Regions from separate parts of the Homo sapiens genome. Here all the other regions are linked to region 1. The links are chromatin loops, found by intact Hi-C in ENCODE. Cell type or tissue: gastrocnemius medialis. All regions are shown on one strand. Region 1 holds the start of LOC105378408 (a long non-coding RNA gene). Region 2 overlaps WAPL (WAPL cohesin release factor). Region 3 overlaps LDB3 (LIM domain binding 3).

Region 1 (5,000 bases):
GGGAGAATCGCTTGAACCTAGGAGGCGGAGGTTGCAGTGAACCAAGATAGTGCCACTGCACTCCAACCTGGGCGACAGTGCAAGACTCCATCTCAAAAAAAATAAATAATAGAGGAAACTGGGGAAGGGGGTTGGGGAGGGAGGTATATGAGAACTCTGTACTATGTGCACACTTTTTCTATGAATGTAAACTTGTTCTAAAAAAGTCTATTTTTAAAAAATGAGTGTACTGTTCTTGCACAGCCCCCAGAATGATATTTCTAAAACATACATTTGAGAAATCACTTCCCTCTCCTAAAAAAAAAAAAAAAAATTTTTGCTCCCCACCATCTATGGGAAATAAGTTCATATCCCATAGGCATGAGTAATTTGCACTGGCATTTATGGTTATGTTCCACCCTGCCATACCTCTCTTTCCCTCCTCTCCTGACTAGCTGGGCTAGACTACTTGACTCCATGCCCAGCTCATGCAGTCCCCTCTGTCTAGAACTTCTTTCTCCCTCTGCACTTGTGGAGCCTCACACTTATGGAGTCATACACTCTCCCGTAAATGAATCAGTCATCCTCTAGTCCTTGGTTCCACCAGTTCTATGTTAAAAGAAGATACGGGCCAGGTGCCATGGCTCATGCCTGTAACCCAGCACTTTGGGAGGCCAAGTTGGATCACTTAAGGCCAGGAGTTCCAGACCAGCCTGGTCAACATAGTGAGACCCTGTCTCTACTAAAAATTTAAAAATTAGAGCCAGGCCTGGTGGCTTACACCTGTAATCCCAACACTTTGGGAAGCCGAGAAGGGTGGATCACGAGGTCAGGAGATTGAGACCATCCTGGCTAACACGGCGAAACCCCATCTCTACTAAAAATACAAAAACAAAATTAGCTGGGTGTGGTGGTGGGCGCCTGTAGTCCCAGCTACTCAGGAGGCTGAGGCAGGAGAATGGCATGACCCCGGGAGGCGGAGCTTGCAGTGAGCCGAGATCACGCCACTGCACTCCAGCCTGGGCGACACAGCGAGTCTCTGTCTCAAAAAAAAAAAAAAAAAAAAATTAGGCCAGGTGCAGTGGCTCATGCCTGTAATCCCACACTTTGGAAGGCTGAAGTAGGTGGATCATTTGAGGTCAGGAGTTCAAGACCAGGCTGACCAACATGGTAAAACCCCATCTCTACAAAAATGCAAAAAAATTAGCCGGGTATGGTAGTGCACGCCTATAGTCCTAGCTACTTAGAGGGCTGAGGCGGGAGAATCGCTTGAACCCGGGAGACAGAGGTTGCAGTGAGCTGAGATTGTGGCACTGCACTTCAGCCTGGGCAACAGAGTGAGACTCCATCTCAAAAAAAAACAAAACCAAAAAATTAGCCAGGTGTGGTGGCATGTTCCTGTAGTCCCAGTGAGGCAGGAAAATATGGTCTGGAGGCAGGGAACAGAAGGCCAATTCACACTTTAGCTATAACAGGAAATATCCTCTCCATAGGGCATACGCCATAAATGACTTTGTAACTTTACTTCATCCTCTCCATTTACATAGGGTGTACCCGAAGTAACCAGTGGAATCCTCTGGGGGTATTTAAACTCCCAGAAATTCTGTAATGGGGTCTTTGAGCCTCGTGCTCTGGCCAACTCCCACACCGTGGACTGTACTTTGATTTTCAATAAATCCCTTCATTCCTTCCTTGCTTTGTTTGTGCGTTTTGTCTAATTATTTGTTCAAGACACCAAGAACACGGACACCCTCCACTGTTAACATATTTCTGTTAACACCAGCTACTTGGGATGCTGTAGTGGGAGATCACTTGAGCCTAGGAGTTGAAGGTTACAGTGAGCTATGATTGTGCCACTGCACTCCAGCCTGGGCAACAGAGCTAGACCCTATCCATCTTGAAAAAGGTTTAAAAAAATAAAAAGATACAGCAAAGCAAACATACGTTTTGGTCATTTTTGTGCTTCTTTCTAGTAAGAATTTAGAAGATGGATATGGGCCAGGCACAGTGGCTCACACCTGTAATCCCAACACTTCGGGAGGCCAAGGCGGGCGGATCACCTGAGGTCAGGAGTTTGAGACCAGCCTGGCCAACATGGCGAAACCTTGTCTCTACTAAAAATACAAAAATTAGCTGGGTGTGGTGGCTGGCGCCTGTAATTCCAGATACTCGGGAGGCTGAGGCAGGAGAATCGCTTGAACCTGGGAGGCGGAGGTTGCAGTGAGCAGAGATGGCTTCACTGTACTCCAGCCTGGGCAACAAGAGTGAAATTCTATCTCAAAAAAAAAAAAGAAAAAGAAAAAAAAAGAGGGTCTGTATATTCTATATATTAATCTTGGAAATGTTGAAAAAGAATTCTGATAGCCATGAGTGGGCAAAGAATTAATAACCTTGAGATGGAAACAGTGGAAGCAGAACAAGGCTATTGAATGTCAGGGAAAATCTGCTTGGGCTCACTTTCTAGGTGAGAGGCAGCAGGACACCCAGTTAGGAACAAGATCCCAGCAGTGAGGCCCTGCTCACTGACTGCTGACTGCTTGCCCATAATGACATCAGGAGAGAAGCCTCTGGGGTGTCACCTGCTCTGAAAGCCAATCTGCTTCTGAATGCTGCTTGCCCAAGCAAGGATGCCATGGCCATACAGTTTCAGGTATTTAACTTCCAGGGCATGACTGAGTGGAGGTGGAGTTGGCAGCAACATTACCGATGTTGCGGTCTCTACCTCCAAACTGTGGAGCCTCAGAAGAGAGTGTGAGAACAAAGGCAAGCTCCAGCTACTCAGGAGGCTGAGGCAGGAGGATCTCGTGAGCCCATGAGTTCAAAGTTACAGTGAGCTATGATCATGCCACTGCACTCCCACCTGAGTTACAGAGCAAGGCCCTGTCTCTAAAAAAAAAATTTTAATGAAAGAACAAAGGCAAGCAGCCTCCTAGGTGCTGAGTTGCTTTATTCTTACCTAGGGAGAAGGCTACCATTTACTGAGCCCTATTCTTTGCCAGCCACAATGCATATTTCCCTGCATTGTAATTTACATTGTTATTTACATTGTCATTGATGTCTTGTCTCCTTAACAGAGCTGCATCATCCTACCACTTCTCTGATAAGAATCTTAAGGAATACTGTACAATGGTAAATGACTTGCCTAAAGTTACCCAGCTGATTAATGTGACAGAGCCAGAGTTTTAAACCAAAACTATCTTTCTCCAAAGGTTCCAGGCATGAAGCATGTGCTGTCCTGGGCCCTGAATATCAAGCCAGGTAGAGGAACCCCATCCTTCTGTTGTCATTTCAAGCTAGAGGCTCAAGCCTGGAGGAGTGAGGATCAAGATCGAGAACTCAAAGCTGTTTAGAGGAAGAAGCCAAGTTCAAGGAGGAGTGAGGAACGGTAGGTGGAGATGCTTTGGCCTGGGGAGAGATCAGGTATTTGTGAGCAGCAAAGGTAGGGTGGCAGACAGACATCTACCAGGCCAGGTTATTGAAGTCAAGGTCACAGTGCCTTGTCTTAACCAGGCCATGTCTCTTTTTGCCCTGCCCACTTGGTTCTTCACAGCATCCAGATGTATTGCTGGGGCCTGGAGGGAGCTCCTCCACCATAAGCGGCTCTTCCTCCCTTCACAGCATCCCACGGCTGGGCCATGGGCTCTGCAACTGGCCCTTGGGGCAAAGAAAAGGGAGGAACTGTGCTTTCTGAGAAGTGCTCAGGAATAACCTGATGAGGGTTTCTTCGTGTTAGGAACTCCAGCATCTGAGTGGGCAGAGGAGCTCTCCGGCTTGCCCCCATTCCTCTGATGCGCCCCTAGCCTGGCCCATAGTTTGGGTTGTTTGGGCAGCCCTGCAGATTCCCTGAGCTGAGGGGCCTCTCTCTGGAGAGTGGGAAAGAATTCTGGCCTTTGTGTAACTGGCTTTATTATGTATGAATGTTGGCTCCCTTGGTTGAAAAATGATCACTCTATTGGGTTCTCCCAGCTTGAGGCGAAACCTTTTGGAAGCTCAGGAAGCTTGGAGGATTTCGTGGATTACAGAATGTTGAAGTTGGAGAACTGTAGAGGGGCCTAAAAAATGTTCCAGAATCAAGACGGTGCCTGATGCCCTACCTAGCCCCTCTCCAGCACACAGGAGCCCCGGGCCCTTGGCAATCATGTCTGCGCAGCTTGGACCCCATATCCAAAAGGGGAGCACGCCCCAATTTACTCTCACCCCACCAGGTGAGTGGAGGGCAGGTGACCTGCCAGTTCTCGAAAGAAGCCAGATGACTAACTTTGGTCGCCTTATCACAGGTTAATCCATGAGAAGAGCTTGGAACAGCGCCCGGCAGTGTCTCAGCGCACCCAAAGTGTGTGCAGGTATGATTACCATTGCCAGTAGCTGAGCTGGGAAAAGGATCTGACTAGATAATTTTGGCAATAACTCGACAACTATCCAATGTGGACAGGGAAACGCATGCCAAGGTTTCTAAAAAGCTCCCGCTGTGACACTCTCTGTGTCCTCCCCGGGCGTGGCGGCCTCCTGGCCAGGGACACCCGACCCCGCGTGGTCCGGGCTACCCAAGGACGTCCCGAGGCGTGGCGGAGACTTTGGCGGCTGAGTGCAGGCCGGGCTGCGGCCCAGCGGGACCTGGGCGAGGCCTGCGACCTGGGCGGGGCCAGGGTTGGGCTCTGCCAGAGCTGCGCCGCAGCCGCCCTGCCCGGGCCTCCCCGCCCCCACCTGTGACCTGGATTCCGCGGTTCCTGCGCGGGGGTGGAGGGCGTAAAGGACACGCGCAAATAAAGGTCTGTGGCCCAGGAAAACTTCAAGTCCTGAAATCGGTGCACCAAGGATACTTTAAGGCGAGGGGTCGGGGCTGTGTAATCATTTACCCGGTTCGTCCGTGTACACCGGCCTCTCTAGCTTACACCAACACATGTTTACTGGGTTCGCACCCAAGCCAGAGTCGGTTTGTTTAGTAATCCCACAGACGCTTCTGCCCGTTTTCTAGGAGACGGATCTGGGCCGAGGGGAGGCTTCAAAACATTAACATTTCT
Region 2 (5,000 bases), 94 kb before region 1:
GGTATATCTTCAAGGACTTCTTTCATGACTTGACTTTTCTTTGTCTAAGGATAGCTCCAGCATTACCGAGCACCTGAAGCAAAGGTAAAGCAGCTAGCAATGTTCCAAATATTCAATCACTCTAGAGATAGATTTCTGGCCAGTTGTTCCAACAGCACACTGAAAGCAGGGTGAAGGGGAAAGGAAGTAACAGTTAATATTTAACAGATTTTAAGAAGTATAAATAAAAGTTTACCTCTAGATTTACTAAACTGAACACTACAAATCAAAGTACACCGAGATTAAATTGTGGGTTTGATAAAGTTATTTGCCATAACATGCAATGATTACCTTGAAGAAATAGAACACGATTATTAAAATTAAAAGAAAATCCCTTTTTGCTCCCACTTACTATGGCCATAGTATTTTTATGTCTACTGTCAATGTATTATAAATTTAAAATCATATAAGCTGTAATAAAAGCTACTTACAGTGAGATTCATAAAACTCAAAAATTTTTTGAGCATCTCTGTCATTATTGAAAAGTCTCCTTCTGGCAGATATTCCCGCACAGTGGTTACATTGATCTGAGGAAACAGAGCAAGAAATATTGGTCAGCTGGCAGAAAACATGAGATTGCACCTCGTACAATGTTGTTGGTTTTGACACACATCTTGGTGCAAATTTTTAAGATCCTTGGAACACGTGGTTATTTATTCTCTTTCCACACTCACTCTGCATGTGATTTCCTACCTCACCCTCAGAAAGAAAGGAGAAAGGTAAAGTTGGCAAAAGCTACAAAGAAATATTTGTGTACACATTTACTTTTTTTTTTTTTTTTTTAAATGAAACAGTCACTCTGTTACCCAGGCTGGAGTGCAGTGGTGTAATCTCAGCTCACTGCAACCTCTACCTCCTGGGTTCAAGTGATTCCCATGCCTCAGCCTCCCGGGTAGCCGGGATTAAAGGCACGTGCCACCATGCCTGGCTAATTTTTGTATTTTTAGCAGAGACGTGGTTTCATCATGTTGGCCAGGCTGGTCTCGAGCTCCTGGGCTCAAGTAATCCACGCACCTTGGCCTCCCAAAGTGCTGGAATTACAGGTGTGAGGCAGCATGCCGACCTACTTTCATAAATGCAAAGAAAAAGGCCTGAAATAACAAACTGCACTGTTTAATGTATGTGTGTGTTTCACTGGGGGCCCTGGGGGAATAGGAGAAGAGGGTGAGGACTTTAGACCTGAGAATGTACTCACAAAGCTGCTCATGAAATAAAAAGATCAAAGAAAAATTCACATCCTTCACAGATGAATTCAACTAATTATATAGGACAGGAATTAACTAGAAGCATCTTTCCAAAGGCAATCTAACCTCATCTATGATAGATTCTCAGACAATATCAGGAGAGAAAACCCTTCATTATTAGCAAGAAGCAGCCAAACTATATATAAACCAATCTGTTACATGGAAAACATTACACAACCTGCTTAAAAAACTATTTCATTAAAGAATGCTTTAAATGTTTTACGGAGAATAAAAAGAAAAAATCTTTTAGGAAGGTTCACCTGTAGTAAGGGGCAAAAGAAAGTATACTGTCCCAAGTTTGGGGACACAAGGTAAAGGGTTAAACAAAACCAACCAAAAAACAAAAAGAAAACACACAAAAGCTCCCAATTCGACTTTTGTTAGCGGGGGCAAAAAAGGAGAGATGACATATTTCTCTTCAGAAATTTGCCACTACCCACCCCCTTTTTCCTATTCCCATGCCAGGGTACTCGCAAAATTAGAAAGCAGCAAAAAAATGAGATGAATACAGCTTCAGAAAAGATCTAATCAAAACACTGCTAAAGTACTCATGTGCTGAAGATATCAGTTACACACATTCAAACTGATCCTCCCACCAAAAGCTATCACAGTGGTGGGCAAAATAGTGGCTAAGGTGTCTCTGGAGAACTGCTCAGTAGAAAAGTACGCCTCTGTAATAGAGAATATATGATTAGCTCCTATATTTTGGATGAAAGCCCCTCATTAATCCAAATCAAACCCTTCTCTATCAACACACTACAGAACATGACATACAGCGTTTCTGAGGCAATGGGAGGGACAGTGACAGCATTTTTTAACAGAATATAGCAGGTACAAAAAGAAAAGGCATGATACAGCATGGCCTATTTGAAAAATTTTAAAAGTGTCCAGTAGGTTTGGAAATTGGAGAAGCAGTCTTAAGTCCAGGGTCTTGCAACACTAAACAGTCATGAGTCCCCTTCCTGGCTGTGAGCCAAGGAAGACTGGGCAAGGAGCTACGTGATCAGTAAGTGCTCTGAAGTAAGTTAGCTCCAGTGGCAATGTGCAATGTCCCAGGAATGGAGGGGCAACAAAGCAGGAAGAGCAGTGAGGAGACTGACCACTGCAATGCACCAGCTGCAAAGTGAGAAGACATGGAGGGCAAGTGAAAATGGGATCAGACCACAAAGCAGCATTTACTGCAACAACCACATGCTTTCTTGTCTATCTCTTTTCACTTACACATTAGGTAAACCAAACTTCCTTTACATTTTGTGGTATCAGCTAGCTTTTTGGTGTTAATCATAATAATCTCCAAGGCAACAAATAAATCTGGGGCTCTATGAATTCACAACATTTCCCACAATTTAAGAACATTCTCTTTTTAGAGACAAGATAGATACAGGCAAACACAAATAGGAATTAGCATGGGAAAGATGGCCCAAGATAAATCATATGTGGTAATAACACAATTTCAAGAACGATTATGTAAGAAAGAACGTGACTGAAATATGACTAAACCTATAGTGTGTAAAAAACAGAGTATCTAAAAATCTTTAAATTTAAATATTATTTTCATTGCTTTTTTTTTTTTGAGATGGAGTCTCGCTCTGTTGCCCAGGCTGGAATGCAGTGGTGCGATCTCCACTCACTGCAAGCTCCGCCTCCCGAGTTCACGCCATTCTGCTGCCTCAGCCTCCCGAGTAGCTGGGACTACAGGTGCCCACCACCACGCCCGGCTAATTTTTTTTTTGTATTTTTAGTAGAGACGGGGTTTCACCGTTTCACCGTGTTAGCCAGGATGGTCTCGATCTCCTGACCTTGTGATCTGCCCACCTTGGCCTCCCAAAGTGCTGGGATTACAGGCGTGAGCCACTGCGCCCGGCCTTTTTTCACTGCTTTTGAGGCCTGCCTCTTCCTCCTTTCCTGTGTGTGATGGGTTTCTGATTTGCTCTTAAAATCTTGTCATTGGAAATAAGAAAAAGGGATATAAAGATCTTGCGGGGCCTCCAGAGCCACGATGAGAACTTTGGTCTTGATCCTGAAATCGGCGGTACCCAGAGGGGCCACACAGAGTGGGCTGTTGTATTTAGGTTAGTTAAAATGTTAAGTATGGAAGAGATGGACAAGATGGATTCAGAAAAACACACAGGACTTAGATACACAAAGTGAAAAAAAAAAAAAAAGGCAATACAAAGAATTAGATGGCTAAAGTAAGGAAACGTGGGGTGGGTAGATGGGCCCAGGTACACAGAGCCAGCATGAGTTCCTGCTCAAATAAAGCCATTCATTTATCATTAACTCTGTTCTTCCAGTCCTCCAGCTTCAAAAAGAGATGGCCCCTGCTTCCTGCTGAAACTAATGCCCCCCTCCTATAGGTCTCCACTCTTTCTTGTTCCCTCAATGCCCTTGCTCCTAGAAAACAATCTGCCTTCCATTTCAAAATCTGGCTTTACAAATGGACTTTACACTTAAAAATAATCCACCTATGCCCAACCCCCCATCTGAAAGAGAACACTCACAATGATTCTGCTGGACCCTTCTTCAACAGTTTTACCCTTCATATTTGTTTTTCCCAAGGCAGCAGACTATCCCCATAGTCACAACCTTTCACTTTCAGGCTGACTCAGCCTGATTGTCTAGACATTTGTATTTCTCCTAAGTGAATCCTGATGATCTAATCCACTCACAGTAATCCCATGTTCCCAGCCAGTGACTGGTTCAGACAAAAGCATTGTGACCCAATGCTGGCCAAGATGAGAAGTCTACCTGGTGAGGGGTGAGAGTGGCATGGGGTCCCACAGGGGAAATAAACAAACAGTTGTCTTAAAAAGATATGTATTTCCAGCCAATGCACCTATGAAAAAAAAAAAAAAACTATAGAGGAAGAGGCCCTATTACTGCTAGGCACTACTTAATTTGATGAGACACCTAGCTGTAGTCAGCACGGGACCATAAGGGCTAGCAGAGGACAACATGTGGAGGACAGCAGTTTAAAGAGAGAAATGGGGTGGGCACTGTGGCTCACACCTATAATGCCAGCACTTTGAGAGGTCGAGGCAGGAGGATCACTTGAGCCCAGGAGTTCGAGACCGGCCAGGACAACATGGTGAAACCCTGTCTCTACAAAAAAATACAGAAAAATAATAAAGACAGAAATGATCTGAGTCTCTGATGACCTCAGTGAGGCACTGACATCACCCAAATTAGACTCTGCCATCTTGTTTAAGCCAGATGAGTACAGGTTTCATACTATCCCTTCTTTTACTCCAACCAAAGGCATGTGAACAGATTCATCCATCAAACAACAGCTTTTTCTTTTCTTCTTTTTTTTTGAAACAGTCTCACTCTGAAGCCCAGGCTGAAGTGCAGTGGCACGATCTTGGCTCACTGCAAACTCCGCCTCCAGGATTCAAGCGATTCGATTCTTGCGTCTCAGCCTCCCGAGTAGCTGAGATTAGAGGTGTGCACCGCCACGCCCAGCAAATTTTTATATTTTTAGTAGAGACATGGTTCTGCCATGTTGGCAAGGCTGGTCTCGAACTCCTAACCTCAAGTGATCTGCCCATCTCAGCCTCCCAAAGTGCTGAGATTACAGGCATGAGCCACCATGCCCGGCCACAAGAGCTTTTTCATTAGTATTCTGACCTTTGGGATGTACCTGAAAAAGCTCAACAAGTATTTTAAAGTTTTTAATATTATATACTATTTTGATTTTTAATTTTATTTCATGTATGT
Region 3 (5,000 bases), 140 kb after region 1:
GCCTGAGTGCCCTCTCACTCAACCCTCTCTACCCTTTGTCTGCAGAGGCGGCCGCTGACAGCACCAGCATGTCTTACAGTGTGACCCTGACTGGGCCCGGGCCCTGGGGCTTCCGTCTGCAGGGGGGCAAGGACTTCAACATGCCCCTCACTATCTCCCGGGTGAGTGCACCCTGCCACAGCCTGGCACCCGATGGGGCAGGCACGCTTGGAGGAGGGCATGTGTGTCCGTCTGTCTGTCTGTCCTTTCTGAGCCTCTCAGAAAGCAGAGCATGCCCCATCCCCTGGGACTGGCCTGGTCCTCTGGTCTCAGCCACAGCTGTTTGCTCACTGGAGCGCGCCGGCCTGTTATGCATGTGAGACATCATGAGCAGGTGGTAGGTGTTTTTAGCAGAGAAGAAAATGCTGAGTTTTCAGGCAGGCAGGCAGGCAGGCAGGCAGGTAGCTGGACAGAGAGTACAGCACCTTCCTGATCCCTTTACTGTTAGAGTGGGCTCAGGGTGCCCCCAAGCCTTGAGCATTTCCCTAGATATGGGCAGCTGCTTTGGGAAGGGAGTATTCCCAGCATGGAGAGGGCAGGTGATGGGCAGTTGGATAGATGGACAGACAGACGGTTGACCTTGGCTGCCCAGCTGTCAGAGTGTGGGGCTGGGCTGGACTGAGTACTGGGCACCTGCTCCATCCCAAACTTGAGACACCAAGACCCTGGCTCATGGGGCTGGGCGCTTCTCCCCATTCACCATGGCTGCTTTGTCTGTCTCAGGTCTTGTTCCCCACAAGTGCTGGGGCCTGGTGAGATGGCCCCCTATCCTGCAGTGTCTGTGATGGGGAGCAGCATGGCCTGATGCAGATGACACAGAACATCAGGGGTTGTCTGAGTAACTCTACCGCCTGGCTGGAGACAGCAACACCAGAGAGGCAGAAAGTTAGCCATGCTCCTGAGGAAGCACTCCAGGAGCAGGGACTGATGGGGGAACAGCCCCCAGACCGTAGTAGGCACTCCGTCAGTTTCTGTCAAACAAAGAGACTCCCCAGCAAGGCACTGGTAGACCCAGGGCTGAAGGCCCCAAGGCTCAGGGCGAACTGTGAGGCATACAGGGCAAGGACAACCCTGCCTGGTGGCTGAGCCCCTGACCGTGCTGTTCCGGGCACAAGGCCAGAGGGGGAGGCCCCCAGTCTGTCACTGGAGGGTGGTAGGTAGGCAGGGGTATCTGGGCTACTGCCCACCAGGGGAACAAGGGGACAGTTTCTTCTCTGGGGCCTTAAGGACTTGCCTTGGGCCTGGGGGCTGGAGGAAGGGGTTGGAGGGGAAGCACTGAAGTGGGCAAGGCCTGAAGGGGCTTGGCAGAGGGGCCAGGGAACCTGGGCAGCGGGTCAGGAGCCAATGCCCCCAGTGGAGGAGTAATCTTTTTTTTGTTCCACGGGTACTTGAGGGGACCCCAGAAGTAGAAGCCCCACCCAGGGATGCCGTGAGAGCCTTATAATAGCCATAGAGGCCACATGCTTACAGGAGGGGTGCTGGCCTGGCTCTGGTGCAGGGAACAGGCCCTGACCTCCATCCTTCAGTTGCAGATGTGGCTTGTTCTAACCTGGAGATTCCACCCCTCCAGATCTACTGCCCTGGAGACCACAGGGTCCTGGGCACCCACAGCCTTGCACACTTTGCATGAGGTGGTGACCTGTGAGCATGTGAGCCCCAGTGGATTTCCCACTGCCCTTTCCCACAGCTCCCCACCCCCATGCTTGCAGGACTCCTTCCTGTATAAGGTGGAGCCTCTGTGTGCTCTCTCATGGGCCCTGTGGCCTCCCCTGCCTGGGACTGAGCCCACATCTCCCCCAGCTCCACCATCTCGAGGCCTCCTGCTGGTGCTCCCTGCCCTATCCCTATGGGTGCAAATTGGCCACTGGGCTCAGTGGCACTCAGGATAGCCAATGACCTCACCCAGGGTCTATGTGCCACCTGGCCCCGGCCAGCCAGGGGCTTAAATGGCAGCCCAGAAGCCTTAAGCTAGATAGCAGGAGGAATGTCCTTACTCTGGGGAGGGGGTATGCAGGGATGTGCTGGATCCAATGACTGTGGGGACTTCTAAAAATAGAACCCGAAGCTCGGGCAGGGCACCGGGGGATGGGCATGATATGGCCTCTCGGCTTCCTTTAGGGGCATACCCCAAATCACCTAAGCCGCGGAGCAGGCTGGACTGGGTACTGGAGCCTTCCCCAGGGCTCGGAGCCTCTTGAGAAATTTTGGTGGTAGGCTGCTGATAGCCTGGGCTTGTGTCCTGGTTCAGTGCCGCTGGCAGGGCAGGCCTTGTGGACACAGCCCTGCCATCCCACCAGGGCTGTAGGATTTACTGCCGGGGCTCGCAGGGCCCTTCTGCACCAGGGACATCCCCCTACGGGGGAGGCATGGCCAGAGCTCTCTGGAGGAACCCCACTCCCACCCCAGCCAGGACCTGAGCCTGTGCCATAGGGCACCAGAGGCAAGAGTGTGTGACCCTGTGGGGTGGGCAGGCAGGCGAGGCTGGGATCGTTACCTCGCTTCAGAGCCTGGCAAACTGAGGCTCGAGTCTGCTCACAGGACAGGGATGTCCATGGGTGGATCTCCTGTATCCTGTCACCCCTAACTCCCATGCTGGCTTGCTCACCCCTCTAACTGGGACTAATAGAGAGGCACTGGGGAGGGTCTGTCCCCTCTCAGCTGCAGGTGTGTGCTGCAGCTCCTCCTGGAAGGACACAGGCCACCTGCAGGCTGGGTGGTGGCTCCCGGGGGCTCATGGCAGCAACTTTGGGGCAGCAGCAGCCCCTCAAGGCATCCCTTCATAGGGTCTCTGCTTGCAGACCCACAGAGAAGGGAGTTCAAGAGGGAGACTGGGAAAGGAGGGTGGCGGGGAAATGCCTTTATTTATCCTGGACAGGTGTGGCTGGGCCTGCAACATGAGCTGCCCTTTCACCCCACCCCAGCCAGTTCTCCAGGAAGTGGAGAAGGGGGAGCAGCCCAGAGAGGGAGCAGCTCCAAAGGCCTCTGCCCTGGCAGCTGGCCAGAGGCTGGGGCTGTGGTCTGGGGTCTCACCTCTTCATGCCTCTCATGCCTCCGCCTTGGGGAAGAGGAGTATGCTTTGTTAGGCTCTGCTGCTCTCAGCTGTGTCACCTCAGAAGTCTGTTTACCTGCTCGGCCTCAGTTTTTCTCACCCTTAAAATGGGGATAGCAGGCTGGGCGCGGTGCCTCATGCCTGTAATCCCAGCACTTTGGGAGGCCGAGGGGGCAGACCACTTGAGGTCAGGAGTTTGAGACCAGCCTGGCCAACATGGTGAAACCCTGTCTCCACTAAAAATACAAAAATTAGCCAGGTGTGGTGGTACATGCTTGTGATCCCAGCTACTCAAGAGGCTGAGGCAGGAGAACAGCTTGAACCCAGGAGGCAGAGGTTGCAGTGAGCTGAGATCGCACCACTGCACTCCATTCTGGGGGCAGAGTGAGACTCCATCTTAAAAATAAATAAATAAATAAACAAATAAAATGATGCCTTCCACACCTGTGAGAGCTCTTTCTAACAGGCACTTGTGAAAACTTTCCACCTGTTGTCTACTGGGACTGGTTGTGAGACTGGTGGAGTCGGGGGCTGAGCCTGGGCCCAGGAGGGGCCTGCCTGTCTACTGGAAACCCTCTCTTCCTAGGGTCTCAGCCACCCCGCCTGCAGGCTCACCTGGAGCACCAGCTCAGAGGCCTCTTCTCTGTGGGTTTCGGTTCCAGTATTTATCAGACTCTCCCAGCTGTGGTGGGAACATGCTGAGGACAGAGGGTCTCTGGGGAGAGGAAGGGGGACAGGCTGAGACTATTCTGGGGTAGCTGTGCCGGCAATTCCTGGAATTTCGGGGCCGCTGGAGCACGCAGTGCTGTTTCTTGGGCAGCTCTTAGCAGTGCTGACAGGCCGTGCTGTTTATAGCCGCACTGAAGGTCAGGCAAGCCTCCGAGGGCTTCAGTGGGGCTGGCAGGGGCCTCCCTGCAACATCTATCAACAGGGGAAGATAAACGGCCAGAGGCTCAGAGGCTCACAGCTGGGGAATGCATTCTTAGAGGTCCCCCAGGCCAGGTCCTCCGGGCTGCTCAGAACTGCATCTAACTCTGTGAGGGATCCAAAAGGAGAGGACATGAGGCTGGCTGGGTCCTGGGGAATGAATTGGACCCTTGGAGGCCCCTGGGCCAGGACACCGTGCAAGGGCAGCTGCATAAGCAGCCCCAGGGCTCCGGGCCTACAGATATTGTGGGGTAGCCAGTGTCAGGACTGCAGGGCTGTTTGAGAAAGGCTGGGCCAGGCTCTGCTGGGGGCTAGCTCCCCAATTCCCTGAGTCTCCTTCCCTTTCTGCATGGTCCCCTCTCATCCAGAGGCTGCCCCTGACTGCAAAGACCCTCCTCTACACTGAGCCCTCCCACCCCCAAACACAGCTTTGGCACCCCTTTGGGACCAGGCTCCACCTCTGCCCAGGAACCATCCTTGGACACAAGAATGGGCCTTGCTGGGGGCCCTTGAGAGCCAGTGCCCATGAGGGCATTTTATTGGCCACACCCAAGACCCAAATGGAACTGTGGACCTGGACAGGAGGAAGAGAGGCAGGAGAGACTCAAGAGACACTTGAGGAAAGCCAGGGGAGGTGTGGTCAGCTACAGAGGGGGCAGTGACCCGTGGCTTTGGACACAGAAGGTCATTGATATGCGTGGAATAATGGGGCCAAAGGCAGACGGCTGTGTGTGAGCAGGTGGGAGGCAGCGGCAGTGGGGGCAGGATGTGTGGGTCACTTCTTGGAGGAGTCTGGAGGTGCAGAAAGGAGACATGACAGGAGCCAGTTGGAGCCACCCAGGCAGGCAGGGAGAGGCTTTTTGAGCATTGAGGGGACTCCGGCTTATTTATCGGCCAGGGTGGAGTTGGGGAGTGGGACCATGGGGAGACAGAAGGTTCCAGTGAGAGGGTGAGCATGAGCAAAGCCCCAGGGGAGGCCAGATGG

Evidence for each region. Hi-C counts contacts between places; a loop is a spot of excess contacts. Peaks named below come from ENCODE experiments on the same cell type or tissue, not always from the same donor. Only the 100,000 strongest peaks of a DNase experiment are listed, where the experiment ranks them.
Region 2: it touches region 1 in a loop (5-fold over the local background); 4 of 110 quality-filtered maps call a loop at or near these places.
Region 3: a loop joins it to region 1, with 3 times the contacts of the local background. A loop is called at or near these places in 12 of 110 quality-filtered maps.

Annotation. Positions count from the first base shown.
Region 1 is chr10:86,530,980-86,535,979 of GRCh38, forward strand. LOC105378408 (a long non-coding RNA gene) reads left to right here and starts at 2,856. Exons shown (of 4, transcript XR_946163.3): 1 at 2,856-3,364; 2 at 3,946-4,184; 3 at 4,257-4,322. RefSeq lists a silencer at 4,603-4,842. In gastrocnemius medialis, no CTCF peak of the experiment used is centred here; DNase peaks (open chromatin) are centred at 2,532 and 4,562; H3K4me3 peaks cover 828 bases; H3K27ac peaks cover 3,221 bases.
Region 2 is chr10:86,437,450-86,442,449 of GRCh38, forward strand. WAPL (WAPL cohesin release factor) reads right to left here. Exons shown (of 19, transcript NM_015045.5): 18 at 471-566; 19 at 1-159. The coding sequence ends at 94. Among named protein-coding and RNA genes, the nearest start is that of GRID1, 73 kb to the left of the region's middle. RefSeq lists a silencer at 563-857. In gastrocnemius medialis, a CTCF peak has its summit at 2,166; a DNase peak (open chromatin) is centred at 2,272; H3K27ac peaks cover 1,103 bases.
Region 3 is chr10:86,668,624-86,673,623 of GRCh38, forward strand. It overlaps LDB3 (LIM domain binding 3), which reads left to right. Exons shown (of 14, transcript NM_007078.3): 2 at 46-161. The coding sequence starts at 69. Among named protein-coding and RNA genes, the nearest start is that of LDB3, 2.6 kb to the left of the region's middle. RefSeq lists an enhancer at 19-68 and a silencer at 4,769-4,957. In gastrocnemius medialis, a CTCF peak has its summit at 1,919; DNase peaks (open chromatin) are centred at 328, 1,963, 2,209, 2,928 and 1 weaker place; H3K4me3 peaks cover 5,000 bases; H3K27ac peaks cover 5,000 bases.